Linked DNA regions of Homo sapiens: region 1 is linked to region 2. A link is a contact called in ENCODE Hi-C or POLR2A ChIA-PET data. All regions are on one chromosome and are shown on one strand. Each heading gives the region's core, a stretch centred on a gene start or an enhancer-like site at or near the end of the contact. The rest is flanking DNA. Distances are from core to core; before and after follow the strand shown. Region 1 has its middle 130 kb from the start of MIR4786. Region 2 overlaps HDAC4 (histone deacetylase 4).

What was found. A loop is a pair of places that touch in the nucleus more often than their neighbours do. ChIA-PET counts read pairs that join two places held with the same protein, here RNA polymerase II (POLR2A). Pooled maps may share reads with other maps.
Region 1: a map of sigmoid colon shows a loop between it and region 2 (3-fold over the local background). The contact joins two enhancer-like sites. A Hi-C loop is called at or near these places in 1 of 168 maps with a recorded cell type or tissue (sigmoid colon) and 1 of 50 pooled maps. POLR2A ChIA-PET finds 5 or more read pairs at or near these places in 1 of 52 experiments (Panc1).

What each region holds. Positions count from the first base shown.
Region 1 is chr2:239,811,856-239,818,295 of GRCh38, reverse strand. No RefSeq gene overlaps it. Among named protein-coding and RNA genes, the nearest start is that of MIR4786, 130 kb to the left of the region's middle. RefSeq lists an enhancer at 1-291. Within about 2 kb of position 3,903, at least 12 of the 41 ENCODE cell types and tissues checked have a DNase peak (open chromatin) inside an H3K27ac peak, as active enhancers do; they include sigmoid colon, where a contact is called at or near this core.
Region 2 is chr2:239,346,976-239,353,525 of GRCh38, reverse strand. HDAC4 (histone deacetylase 4) reads left to right here. Exons shown (of 27, transcript NM_001378414.1): 2 at 608-848. The coding sequence starts at 827. It overlaps MIR2467 (microRNA 2467), which reads left to right and starts at 1,722; the gene lies at 1,722-1,802. RefSeq lists a silencer at 866-1,059. Within about 2 kb of position 4,590, at least 8 of the 41 ENCODE cell types and tissues checked have a DNase peak (open chromatin) inside an H3K27ac peak, as active enhancers do; they include sigmoid colon, where a contact is called at or near this core.

The sequences.
Region 1 (6,440 bases), core at 2,654-5,153, 470 kb before region 2:
AGGTCAGTGTGCTGGTGAATGATAGATGAGGTCCAGGTCAGCGTGCCAGTCAATGATCAGATGGGGCCCAGGTTAGCGTGCTGGCCAATGATCAGATGGGGCTCAGGTCAGCATGCCAGACAGTCATCAGATGGGGCCCAGATCAGCATGCCAGACAGTGATCAGATGGGGCTCAGGTCAGCATGCCGGACAGTGATCAGATGGGGCTCAGGTCAGCATGCCGGACAGTGATCAGATGGGGCTCAGGTCAGCATGCCGGACAGTGATCAGATGGGGCCCAGGTCAGCATGCCGGACAGTGATCAGATGGGGCTCAGGTCAGCATGCCAGACAGTGATCAGATGGGGCTCAGGTCAGCATGCCGGACAGTGATCAGATGGGGCCCAGGTCAGCATGCCGGACAGTGATCAGATGGGGCCCAGGTCAGCATGCCGGACAGTGATCAGATGGGGCTCAGGTCAGCATGCCGGACAGTGATCAGATGGGGCCCAGGTCAGCATGCCAGACAGTGATCAGATGGGGCTCAGGTCAGCATGCCGGTGAATGATCAGATGAGGTCCAGGCTAATAGCCAGGGCTGGGATCCCAGGAGGGCAGGGACAGAACCGTGGGCAGAAGCTTGGAGTTTCCCTTAAGAGGGACCTGGGCTGGTTGGCATCTAGTACAGTGGTCAGGATGAGGAAACACCCCACTCAAGGGTTTAGAACAGGAAATGCAGCATAGTACCTACCTAGTGATGAGAAAAATACCACAAAGGGGAAGAAAAAGACCAGGACAAGCCTATGAAGCTCTCTGATCCTGAGTCCATCAGCTCAGCCACCTCGGGCACCAGCTGGTGGTGACCAGCCACGGGGGCTTAGATGTCCCTGGGATGACGAGTCCCACATGGCCTGGACCCCATGCTGGCGATGTGGATGGCAGACACCCCTGAGTGCACTGACTCCACTTCTCACCAGCCAGATCTGGGGCTTGCTGTGAGACAGCTCTGGAGATCCAAGGCCCCCTTGGGCCTCTCCACTCCCCAGGACAGGGCTGACCCTTCTCAATGTCTGGCCTCACCCACCTCTTTACCTAGCATAAAAGCTTAAGCCAGTCACCAATCGCATCATATCCACATTAGTGGGACGGCAGGGCTCCTGAACACACGGCTTTAGTAGATTAGATATCCTCGTTGGTCAGTGGTGCTGGTCACCAAGGGACCTTCAGAAACCGGGGAGAAGCCATGGGAGTGCAGAGAGCCCGTGTGTGGTCCTGGCATCAGTGGGCACAGAGGCAGGCCCTGGGAAAGTTGCCTGGACTCCTGCGGAAGGTTCTGATCGTGCCCGTTCTCATGTCCCTGAAGCCGGCCCTCTTGGTGTCTTCAGTTCAATGTGACAAGTTGTTTAATGTGGCAAATGGAGGCCTTATCACCTCTAAGGGATGTTGGGTGCAGCATCTCTGTCTGCTTATCATCTGTCACATTGCTGCTAGGATATGCAATCTCTCTCTGTGGGGGTAGCCCGAGTTTTGCTGCTAATATTAATGGTGCATGACATGTGTGCATCTCCATTTCATCATGAAGCACTTCCTCAGAGGTGGTCTCGGTAGTCCTCCCAGGCCTCAGGCAAGACAAGTCTCATGCACTAGGTGCCTCGAGAATGCAAACATGCACATGTCTCAGTCCCCCCACAAGAATGTAAACATGCACACGTCCCAGTTCTCTCTCAAGAATGCAAACATAAATGCATCCCAGTCCTCCCTCGAGAATGCAAACATGCACGCGTCCCAGTTCCTCCCTCGAGAATGCAAACATGCACGCGTCCCAGTTCCTCCCTCGAGAATGCAAACATGCACGCGTCCCAGTTCCTCCCTCGAGAATGCAAACATGCACGCGTCCCAGTTCCTCCCTCGAGAATGCAAACATGCACGCGTCCCAGTTCCTCCCTCGAGAATGCAAACATGCACGCGTCCCAGTTCCTCCCTCGAGAATGCAAACATGCATGCGTCCCAGTTCCTCCCTCAAAAATGCAAACATGCACATGTCCCAGTTCCTCCCTCGAGAATGTAAACATGCATGCGTCCCAGTTCTCTCTCAAGAATGCAAACATAAATGCATCCCAGTCCCCCCTCGAGAATGTAAACATGCACGTGTCCCAGTTCCCCCTCGAGAATGCAAACATGCACGCATCCCAGTTCCTCCCTCGAGAATGTAAACATGCACACGTCCCAGTTCCCTCTCGAGAATGTAAACATGCATGTCCCAGTCCCCCCTCGAGAATGTAAACATGCACACGTCCCAGTTCCCTCTCGAGAATGTAAACATGCACGCATCCCAGTTCCCCCTCGAGAATGTAAACATGCATGTCCCAGTCCCCCCTCGAGAATGCAAACATGCACATGTCCCAGTCCCCCCTCGAGAATGTAAACATGCACGCGTCCAGTCCTCCCTCTGTGTGCTCCCTGCGCCCTCTCTGGTTGTTATTGTGTGATCCAGATCAGGGGTTGGCAGAGGATCACCTGGGGCTGAATCTGGCTGACTTTTTAAAATAAAGTTTTATTGGCACACAGTCCTCCCACCATTTGTATGTTGTCTGTGACTGCTTTCCCACTGCCCTGGAATCAGTGAGGTGAGTTGTCCCACCGACGCTGTGTTGCCCAGAAAGCCTAAAGTGTTTCCTGTCTGCCTCTTCACAGAAAATAAATGTCTCCCCTGATCCAGATAATGGAAAGGAAGAAGTTGTTTTGATTTGGGAGCGCAGCCCCCAATTGGCACCCCTCTGGGGAGTAGTAAATACTCAGCTCTTTGGATGTTGCCATGGTGGGGGTTGTCTGTCTGTGTTGTAAGGAAAGGCAGTGTTCAGACAGCACAAAACCAACCATTAGCACACGACTGTATTACAGTGCAAGGTTTGCCTCACACCATTCCAGAGCTGTTATTTTCTGGAGGGCCATGAGGCACTCCAGATGTATGTGGATTCTATTGTCTTCCTGATTTTATAGATGACAAAGCTGAGATTCAGAAAGGTGGTGGTGTTTGCTCATGGTAGCTTCCAGTCTAAGACTTGATTTAAAGCCAAGACTGTTGGCCACAACCAGCACCTCCCATGCCAGGAGGGAGGCCAGCTGCAGTGGACACGACTGTGCAGCGGACACGCTTGTGTAGCGGACACACCTGAGCCCACCACGCACCTGAGCTGACCCCTGACAGGGCTCCTTGAAAGCCTTCTGCCTGCCAGGCTGAGCCGCAGCCCGTGCCTGTGATTCTGCCTCCCGCGAGCCTGTGTGTGCATGGATGACGGCATTGGGTCCACGTCACGGAGCCGCAGGCAGACATGCGGGCTTCATGCACTTGTGGCCTCAGCTTGTGTGTGTGGAGATGTGCGCCTGATCGTGCTCTCGTGCTGAATTTTAAATTAGTTTAAAAAGATTGTTTTATTATAACTGAAAGTGGAAAATATACCTCTGGAATGATATCAGCTAAACCTTGCACAGTAATAAATCTGTGTGCTCATGGTTTGTTTTTGTGCTGTTTAGTCGTTATGGTGACAGGCTGCATTAACTAATACGTAAGTTTGTTTTGAGAATTTTAACACTGGCTTGCCAAATGTTCTCTTTCTGCTGCGATCTTAGGCCTTTACAGTTCTCATTGGTGAGGATCAGCTTGGATTTCAGGGCCCTTCATGGTCTGAAAATGGCCAGAGCCCCCTCAACAACCCTGACTGGCACGTCTGAGAGAGGTGCCTTGTGTAAACAAGTGTAAGAGTAATGACACTTCAGAGGCACTACAGGGGAAAATAAGCAGCAAGACTCTCTCAGCCTTTGTGGAACACGTTTCCACACAGGAGCTGGGTTGTGATGGCCAGCAGGGAAGGCAGCCATCTCTCCCCGGTGGCCAGACAAGGGCTCTCGTGGACGGGGCACTGGTCCCAGTGGGGAGCAAACCTGACTGGGCCTTCCCCTGTCACCATCAACTGCTCAGGCAGGGCCAGAAAGACAGAAGAACTGCTGAGACACGGGGGCAGGGTGGCGGGGGTCCAGGCCGGGCGGGCAGCCTCTTGCCTGAGAGAGGGAGATAACAGTGAGGTCAGACGAGAAGGCCTGTGCTCCAGGTTTAGCCTAGGAGTCTCCAAACAGAGCACTGCCTCACAGCGAGGCAGCGTGGGGAAAAGGATGGGAAATGGGGGTGAATCAGAGGCCTCTGCATTCGTGCCGGGCTGTTTAAAATGCTCTGGGCCTCAGCATGCCCGCTTTAAAAATGGAGGAAGTATGTGGGAATGTGGAAACAAGTGAACGATTAATACTGAATTCCAGGAACGGCTGTGCCAGGAAGGAAGCCAACCTGGGAAGGGGCAGCAGGGGAGAGATGACTGTTTAAAAAATTGGCCAAGGGCCAGTCCTGGTGGCTCACGCCTGTAATCCCAGCCCTTTGGGACGCTGAGGCGGACGGATCACAAGGTCAGGAGTTCGAGACCAGCCTGGCCGATATGGTGAAACCCCATCTCTACTAAAAACACAAAAATTAGCCAGGCGTGGTGGCAGGCACCTGTAATCCCAGCTACTTGGGAGCCTGAGACAGGAGAATCTCTTGAACCCAGGAGGCGGAGCTTACAGTGAGCTGAGATTGCATCACTGCACTCCAGCCTGGCCACAGAGTGAGACTCAGTCTCAAAAAAAAAAAAAAAAAAAAGTTGGCCAGGGAAAGCCTATGAGAAAGGGACTTCAGGCCAAGTCTGAGTGGCGCGTGCAGGACCGTGGACAGGGGTGGGGAGTGTGGGAGAGGCTGTGTTTAAAGGGCTCCCTCAGGGGCACAGGTTCAGAGAGGCACTCGGAAAGCAGGTGCCATCAGTGCCTGGGAAGGGTGCTCTGCGTGTGCCGGCGGCAGATCTGACGCCCTCCTCCTGGGAATGGCAGGGCTCCTCCAGCAGCTGAAGGCACCCGTCACCCGGGCCTGTGGGGATGATGTGTTGGCCTCAGCAGGGGCTCTGGGCAGCCCGGCCTTCCCTTGAGATATGCCTGAGCATGCAGCAGTGACGGTGGCCCCGGGCCCTGGACGGCCTGGAGACAATGTAGCAAGGCCAGGCCCAGGCAGTTTTAACAATTCAGAGTCCTTCACATTCATTCAGAAAGTTGTTGACAATTGTTTGCAATTTTCTCTTAACATTTCTCTGCCTCCATCTCCTTAGCTGGAAAATGGGGAGCTCGTGTTTGGACAGTCAAGGATGGACATGGCAGGAGAATGGGTAGCCAGGGCGTGGGGCGCAAACGTGACCAAGATGTCCAAAGCTAAGGTTGACGTTCCTCCAGTAGACGTTTCCCCAGTGAGCTGGGCAGGGTGGCTCCCGCCTGTAATCCCAGCACTTTGGGAGGCCGACGGGGTCAGATCACAAGGTCAGGAGATCGAGACCATCCTGGCTAACATGGTGAAACCCCGTCTCTACTAAAACTACAAAAAATTAGCCAGGCGTGGTGGCAGGCGCCCGTAGTCCCAGCTGCTCAGGAGGCTGAGGCAGGAGAATGGTGTGAACCCGGAAGAAGGAGTTTGCAGTGAGCCGAGATCACGCCACTGCACTCCAGCCTGGATGACAGAGCGAGACTCCGTCTCAAATAAAAAAAAAGAATTGTCCCTGGTGGCCTGTGGGCCTTATTTTCGGGGTTTCTTGGGAGTGCAAAAGGGGCTAGAACATGGCGATGCACTCAAAAGAACCATTGTAACATATATTTTGGTGTGTCATTGATTTTGGAATTTTGAGTGGTGTGTGTGTGACTGCGTCTGTGTGTTTGGGACGGAGTTTGGCCTGGTTTTCAGGGTCATTTCCAGAAGTGACATTCGTGGATGTCTGTCATTACTCTAGACAAGGGCGCTGATAACAACAGGACAGAAACAGGTGGCCACGCTGGAGTACCTTTTCCTATGAGCACCGCCGAGAACCAAGATGCAAAAGCAAAGGGTTCCCCACGCACTACACTTCCGCATGTGACTGGGAAGGCCAGCCCTGAAGACCCTCCCTGGAAGCCCACTCCTTCTGCTCCACACACAAAGTACACACATCTGCTCACCTGCTCTCCTGAAGCACAGTAGATTAGACACAGCTCAAAGGCAGGAGCAGGGCTTTTCATGGCAGCACATTTGGAAGTTGCTGCTAGGATTAAAAAAAAAAAAAGAGTGCAAGGAAACAAAACATGGAAAATAACAAGGGCCCCTGACTGTCCTCGAACACGGGACACTTTAGGATTGGGGCAGCTACAGATTCCCGCGTGTGTGCCGTGACGGGACAGACCTGCAGCCATCATCCGAGAAGGTGTGTCATACAGGAACTTGCTGTTGGTGTCCTCGTGAAAGGAGGTACAAAGGCATAACACAAAAGGCGAAGCGTTCGCACTCACTCTGCTCTCCTGACCTCATCCACTCTGGCCCCTTAATTTTATAGAAAGGCCAGGCTCAGTGCAGACCAAAGTACATTGC
Region 2 (6,550 bases), core at 3,341-5,840:
TCTTATAATGTGTATGGCAGCCCTACACCCCAACACCTAAATACGCAAACCAAAATCCCAGTGGTACTGAGGCTGAGAAACCCTGCTCTCTGGAGACATTTTTACATGTCTGTGATTTACTAACAAAAATCCCACTGCTCGTATTTGTAGAAATGATTCCGTCGAACTGTTCTATCAGTCCTTGGTCAGAACAAGGATAAAGAAGGAAGTTGGTGGGGCGTGGTGGCTCAAGCCTGTAATCCCAGCACTTTGGGAGGCTGAGGTGGGTGGATCACTTGAGGTCAGGAGTTTGAGACCAGCCTGGGCCAACATGGCAAAACCCCGTTTCTACTAAAAATACAAAAATTAGCTGTGCCTGGTGGCATGCACCTGTGTTCCCAGCTACTCGGGAGGCTGAGGCAGGAGAATTGCTCGAACCCAGGGTTGCAGGGGTGGTGGAGGTTGCAGTGAGCCCAGATCGTGCCACCACACTCCAGCCTGGGCGATAGAGCAAGATTCTGTCTCCAAAAAAAAAGAGGAAGTCATCATTTCCCTAGTTGGATGTTGTTTTCCAGATCGGAACTTCCATGTTGTAACTCCAGTCTCTTTTCTCCTTCTGACCTTGCAGGTTCATCTGCAGAAGCCAGCGGACGCCTCTGTTCAACTTGTGGGTTACCTGGCTCATGAGACCTTGCCGGCGAGGCTCGGCGCTTGAACGTCTGTGACCCAGCCCTCACCGTCCCGGTACTTGTATGTGTTGGTGGGAGTTTGGAGCTCGTTGGAGCTATCGTTTCCGTGGAAATTTTGAGCCATTTCGAATCACTTAAAGGAGTGGACATTGCTAGCAATGAGCTCCCAAAGCCATCCAGGTAAGGCCGGGTCATTTCTTCTCTGGGCACACAGCGGGGCTTTCTTTGCCCAAAGTAGAAGTTCTTGTGACTGCAGCTTGCTTTCTGGATTTGAGACTTTTGTTTTTCTTGATAGTGGTCACTGTTGGTTTTTGACAGCACAAAGTGCAAAATGGATGGTTTATTCTTCCTCTTGGTGAAAGAAGAATGATAAAACCTGGGAGGATGTGGAGTCAAGTCTGCGACCCCGGTTTGCAGGCTGACTTGAGAGGCACACAGGTTTCCTCGATGCTTTTTGACAAGGGTGATGTTGAAAGGTCAGGTTGTGATGTGGAGAGCTGGTTTCTTGCCCAGTGTCTTTGTTGTTTCATGAGGGGTTGTGTGAGGGGTGGGAGTGCTCCTCCAACTGGGCGTCTGGGCTGTCTGGGAAGAAGCTCATGTTCCCACTGAGGTCGTGGCCACAGTTGCTCCTGGTGTTTGAGGGCCTCTGTGAGGGGCTGCACTAAGCATTTTACAAGCATTTAGTACAGCCCCAGATCATCTCAGGCCTGGAGGGAAGAAGTAATTTGCCTGAGGTCACAGAGCTGGTAGGTGGGGGACCCACATGATTGGGAAGCAAGCTTGTCCTGCTCTGAGCTTCAGAAGCATGTCATGGGCCCATCCATTTACGACTTCACACTTTCTGTCCTTGGAAAGTCACCGAGAGCGTGCACCATAATGAAACCTCGAGGCCTGCCGCCGACCTGCCTGAGTGTGGGGCTCCTGCAGAGCCAGTCCTGTGCTGCCCAGCTTCCTGCCACTTCCAGCGCACCGTGGCCTTCAAGGGCACTTAGCCATCGACTTCTGTCTTGCGTCCACATGAGAGAGAAGACGGTGGCCACTGGACAGACGCTTGGACAGGCACCTGAGGCTCTGTTAGCCTTGGCTCTGGGTCCTGCTCCTTAGAGCAGAGGCAGAGAGGCTCAGGGTCTGTCTGGGTCACTCTCTTTGAGATTGCCGGAACGCTTACACACATCTTTCCCTGGGTGGAATCGTCTTTGTCTGAAAATTCCAGAGGGCAAGATTCCAGGTTTTTTTAGATATGAAAGTTTTATTGAGTTAAATTGTTTATGTATTGACTGATGTAAAGAAATGGTTTATGATCATTCCAAGACAAAATTAAGCGCTATGGCTCAAAGTGTCTAAATAGACATTGAATGGAGCTGGCTCTCTCCCTCCTACACTGGGCTGCTGTTGGGTGAGAGTGTATCTTTTTTCTGTGTCTAAACATAGTGTGATGTGTGTGAGCATTTTCATAGAGTATAATTCTATAGGCAGGGCCCTGTGTTTTACATTCTGTCCATTTTAATGTGTTATAAGCATCTTTTGGTATCAGTATGTGTGCAAATATAACTTGCTCTTTTGATACCTTGCGAATGGATATTTATGTGGTTGTAGCAGTGTTTATACCAATTCCAAATTGGCATCAAACAATTATTATACATATATTTTGTAAACTTCTAAGTATCACTACTAGACAAATTCCAGGAAGTGGAAGCTGGGTCAGTGAGCCCGTGCACTTAAAACATCATTAGGTTGACTGTCAAATTGCTCCAGAAGCCTCGTTCCAACTGATCTTCCTAATTCCAGTGTAAGAGGATGCATATTTTTCATTTGTGCTGTACCAGCACTGGGTAGGTTCAGTCTCTCTCATTTTTGTCAGTGTGCTATGGGAAAATTATTGTTTGAGTACACTTGATTATTTTAATGGGGGTGCATATTTTTGTATGACTTGGTGTACACATAATCATAATTTGTACATGCTCTGCAGGCATTTGAAGAGAAAGTATGCTCTTAGGATTTTGTTTCAGTCTAAAGACGTCTGTATGTATGTATCAATATTGTATTTAAAGTTCTCGGCCGGGCGCAGAGGCCCACAGCTGTAATCCCAGCACTTCGGAAGGTCAGGGTGGGCAGATCACAAGGTCAAGAGATTGAGACCATTCTGACCAACATAGTGAAACCCCATCTCTACTAAAAATACAAAAATTAGCTGGGCGTGGTGGCGTGTGCCTGTAGTCCCAGCTACCCAGGAGGCTCAGGCAGGATAATCGCTTGAACCTGGGAGGCAGAGGTTGCAGTGAGCTGAGATTGCGCCACTGTACTTCAGCCTGGCGACAGAGCAAGACTCCGTCTCAAAAAAAAAAGTTCTCTCATTTATATATATTTTATTTATATATAGGAGGATATGTATCCTTTCTTTATATGTTGTTTTAATTATATATTAACTCAGTTGAGTTATTTAAATCAGTATAGCTTTACTTATTTTTTTCTGTCTGCTCGATTTCTTGGAAAAGTGTATTTTTCTACTGTGATTATAGTCTTATAATATTCTTTTTACATTAATAACCATTTTTTGCTTTATATAGTTCAGTGTTTTTTTTTAAAGCTTAAAAATTAATGACTGTTCTTTTGGTAGATCAGGTCTCTTATCAAAATATAATATATTTCTCTTTGTTTAATGTTTCTTTGACCGAGAGCTTATAGTGTTTCATGAGGTATTTCTACCCTTGGTTTCTTTTGGCTAACAAATATTTCTCCATCCGCTTGTCTCTAACCTTTTCAGGCCGGGTTCTTTGAGGCTCAGCTCTGGAAACCGCGGGGTGCTGGGTTTGTTTGGCCTTTTCTGTGGGAATTTCAGCCGCTGCGGTTCAGTTTGATCACCGGCCTGCCCGGGCCTGTCCTGCCCATGTGAGTTGGGTTGTGTGCGCCTTATTGCCACCCACGACCTCTCCATTCTCTCTCTCAGTGGGTTGGAGGCTGAAGACAGGCCGCACTGGTGAGGGCAGGGCTGCCCCTTGGCCCAGCCCATTCTCTGCTCTCCATCTGTGCAGGGGGTACAGCTGAGGTGGTTTGCCTGGGGCCTGAAGTCTGCTGGCTGCCTCCTCTGCCCTGTCCGCTGTCATCTTTCCCTGCCGTGTCTGCCCTTCCGCCCGGAGGTCCCTTGGGAGGCAGGACCCCTTGTGCCCAACACGTGCATACCACCACCTGCACACACTGGCTGGTGGCCCAGCGGCCTCTGCCCACGTCTCAGGCGGGGGATGGGGCTTGCCCAGAACCGTGCCCTCCCTCCTGGGCGAGGCCCACTCGCTTGTGTGCCTTCCCAAGCAGCTCCATCCCCAGAGATCTCTAGTTTCGGGAAGTTCCTCTGTGTTTCTTGTCAGCTGATGCACCTGTCCGTCCGCTCCCAGGCATTGCTGGAAGTGCTTTCCAATCCTGCTTTTCATCATTTTAGTGGGTTTTGGGAGGAAGAGAAATCATTAATACTAAAGGATTCAGTTTGCTCTCTTGAGCGGGAAATTTCTAGGTGTGTCAGAGCACAGCCACGGAACCGCTGTCCCTTTTCCTTGAGCCGAGGAGCCGAGTCCTGGCAACGTGGTGTTCGGGGCCTACCTGGCTGCACCTCCCCTCCCTCCGTGTGTCTCTCGTGCCGTCCTCTGCTAGCTGGCCCTGTCCTTCGCCCTGCCCACCCGGCTCACTCTTGCCTGCCTGGCTCACCCTTGCCTGCCCATCTGGCATGGGGGCCCTGCTCCTGTGTGGCCTGGTGTGGGTGCCCGTGCCGCCCTCACTCCCTGGGCAGGCCGGGCTGGGGGAGTCCAGCCGCCCATGGGCCCCCTCTCACATTTGTCATGTGACTTGGCTTTGCCCTGCTGATGAAGTGCCCTTCTAGTGCAGTGTGTGTGGCTTTCCTCTCCTGTGTTCTGTGAAAGTCCTCTGCTGCTGGGTGAGTTTTGTGTTACGGTTTTATTGCTGTTCCCGCTGAACTTTGCCAGAGCCAGGCCCTGGTTCTCTGACGTCAAAGCTGCTTAACTGTTGGGATTTTATTGCTCTAAAGAACGATTTCTAATGATGTGAGCGGCCTGAGGGAAGAACCTGGATTGACTTAGCCTGGAAGGGCTCTCCTTTGAAAGGAGGCCCTGGAGCCTTACGCCCCTTGCCCGGCCAGCCCTCCACACCCTCCCTGAGGGGATGCGCTGTGGCAGGGCAGGATGCGTTTGTCAGGACACAGAGCCTCTGCCTTGAAGCCAGAGTCCCTGGCATGAAACCGGGAGTGTGGACGGAAAGCCCACGGGGGCCTGCTGGCAGGACAAGCTACGCCTCCTTTTTTTTCTCCCATTCCCTTGTTTTCCTCCAAGGACAGTTCTCCAAGTAACTGTCCTTGTCTTTCCTTGTGGTTAAGGGCTTAGGATACTGGTGACTTGACTGGCCAGCAGGAAAGGCAGACGTTGTTACTTGGCCACCCACTTAACACTACCCCGTCCCTCCAGTGTCATTTACTTTCCCTTCCGGAATGTTCGTGCCTAGAGAAAGTCTTGCCCAGAAAAGTTCTCAGTGTCAAGGAGCCCCGCAGTGGATTTGCTGGGACGTGGATTTGCTGGGACGTGTCTGTGGTCAGCGGGATGGTGCTCTCGATAGGAAGCAGTGCATTTGCTGGGACGTGGATTTGCTGGGACGTGTCTGTGGTCAGCGGGATGGTGCTCTCGATAGGAAGCAGTGCATTTGCTGGGACGTGGATTTGCTGGGACGTGTCTGTGGTCACCGGGATGATGCTCTCGATAGGAAGCAGTGGATTTGCTGGGACGTGTCTGTGGTCACCGGGATGATGCTCTCGATAGGAAGCAGTGGATTTGCTGGGACGTGTCTGTGGTCACCGGGATGATGCTCTCGATAGGAAGCAGTGCATTTGCTGGGACGTGGATTTGCTGGGACGTGTCTATGGTCACCGGGATGATGCTCTCGATAGGAAGCTGGTTGAGCAGGCAGTGGTCGGTAACTTGAGCATCCTCTCGCTCCTGGAATCTTGGTGCGAGGTACGGATAATGTTTAGTTCAAAACAAAATAAGTGGCCGGGTGCGGTGGCTCAAACCTGTAATCCTCGTGCTTTGAGAGGCCGAGGTGGGCAGATCATTTGAGGTCAGGAGTTCGCGATCAGCCTGGTCAGCATGGTCAAACCCCGTCTCTACTAAAAACACAAAAATTAGCCAGGCGTGGTGGCACGCGCCTGTAGTCCCAGCTACTCGGGAGGCTGAGGCAGGAGAATCGCTTGAATCCGGGAGGTGAGGTTGCAGTGAGCCGAGATGGTGCCACTGCACTGTAGCCTGGCCGACAGAGCAAGACTGTTGTCTCAAAACAAAAAAAAAGGATTTTGTGGGAAACGTGTGTAACTTAAGATCAGTGTGTTCATTTGGGCCATTCTATGATTTCTTAATATTCTGTTCAGTCTGAGCTACCCCCATCCACATAAAAGCAGCTAAAAAGTCTCTGTCCACAATGACTTGGTGATGAGTGAGTTCATGGTAATACAGTTGCTTCAGACCACTGTTGAGTGTTAACCCTGTGAGTCCAGGGAGAAGGCTCTCCTCTGGGATTGCTTCCAGTCCTCATGTTCTGCTCTAACTTTATTTGATCTTGAATCTGTTTATTTTAACTATTGTGGCCGCCAAGATTATTATATTTTAATATAGAAATGATCCATAAAGATGCATTTTTATGGCATTTAAATAATGCTCTGCAGTGGTTGAATGTCTCAGGAATACCACAAAGTGTCTGTGTGTATGTGTGTGTTAGAGTGTGTGTTAGGGTGTGTGTTTTAGACAGGTTGTATGTGTGTGAATCAGGGTGTATGTGTGTTAGGGTGTGTGCGTGTGATGGGGTGTGTGTTTTAGACAGGGTGTGTGTGTTAG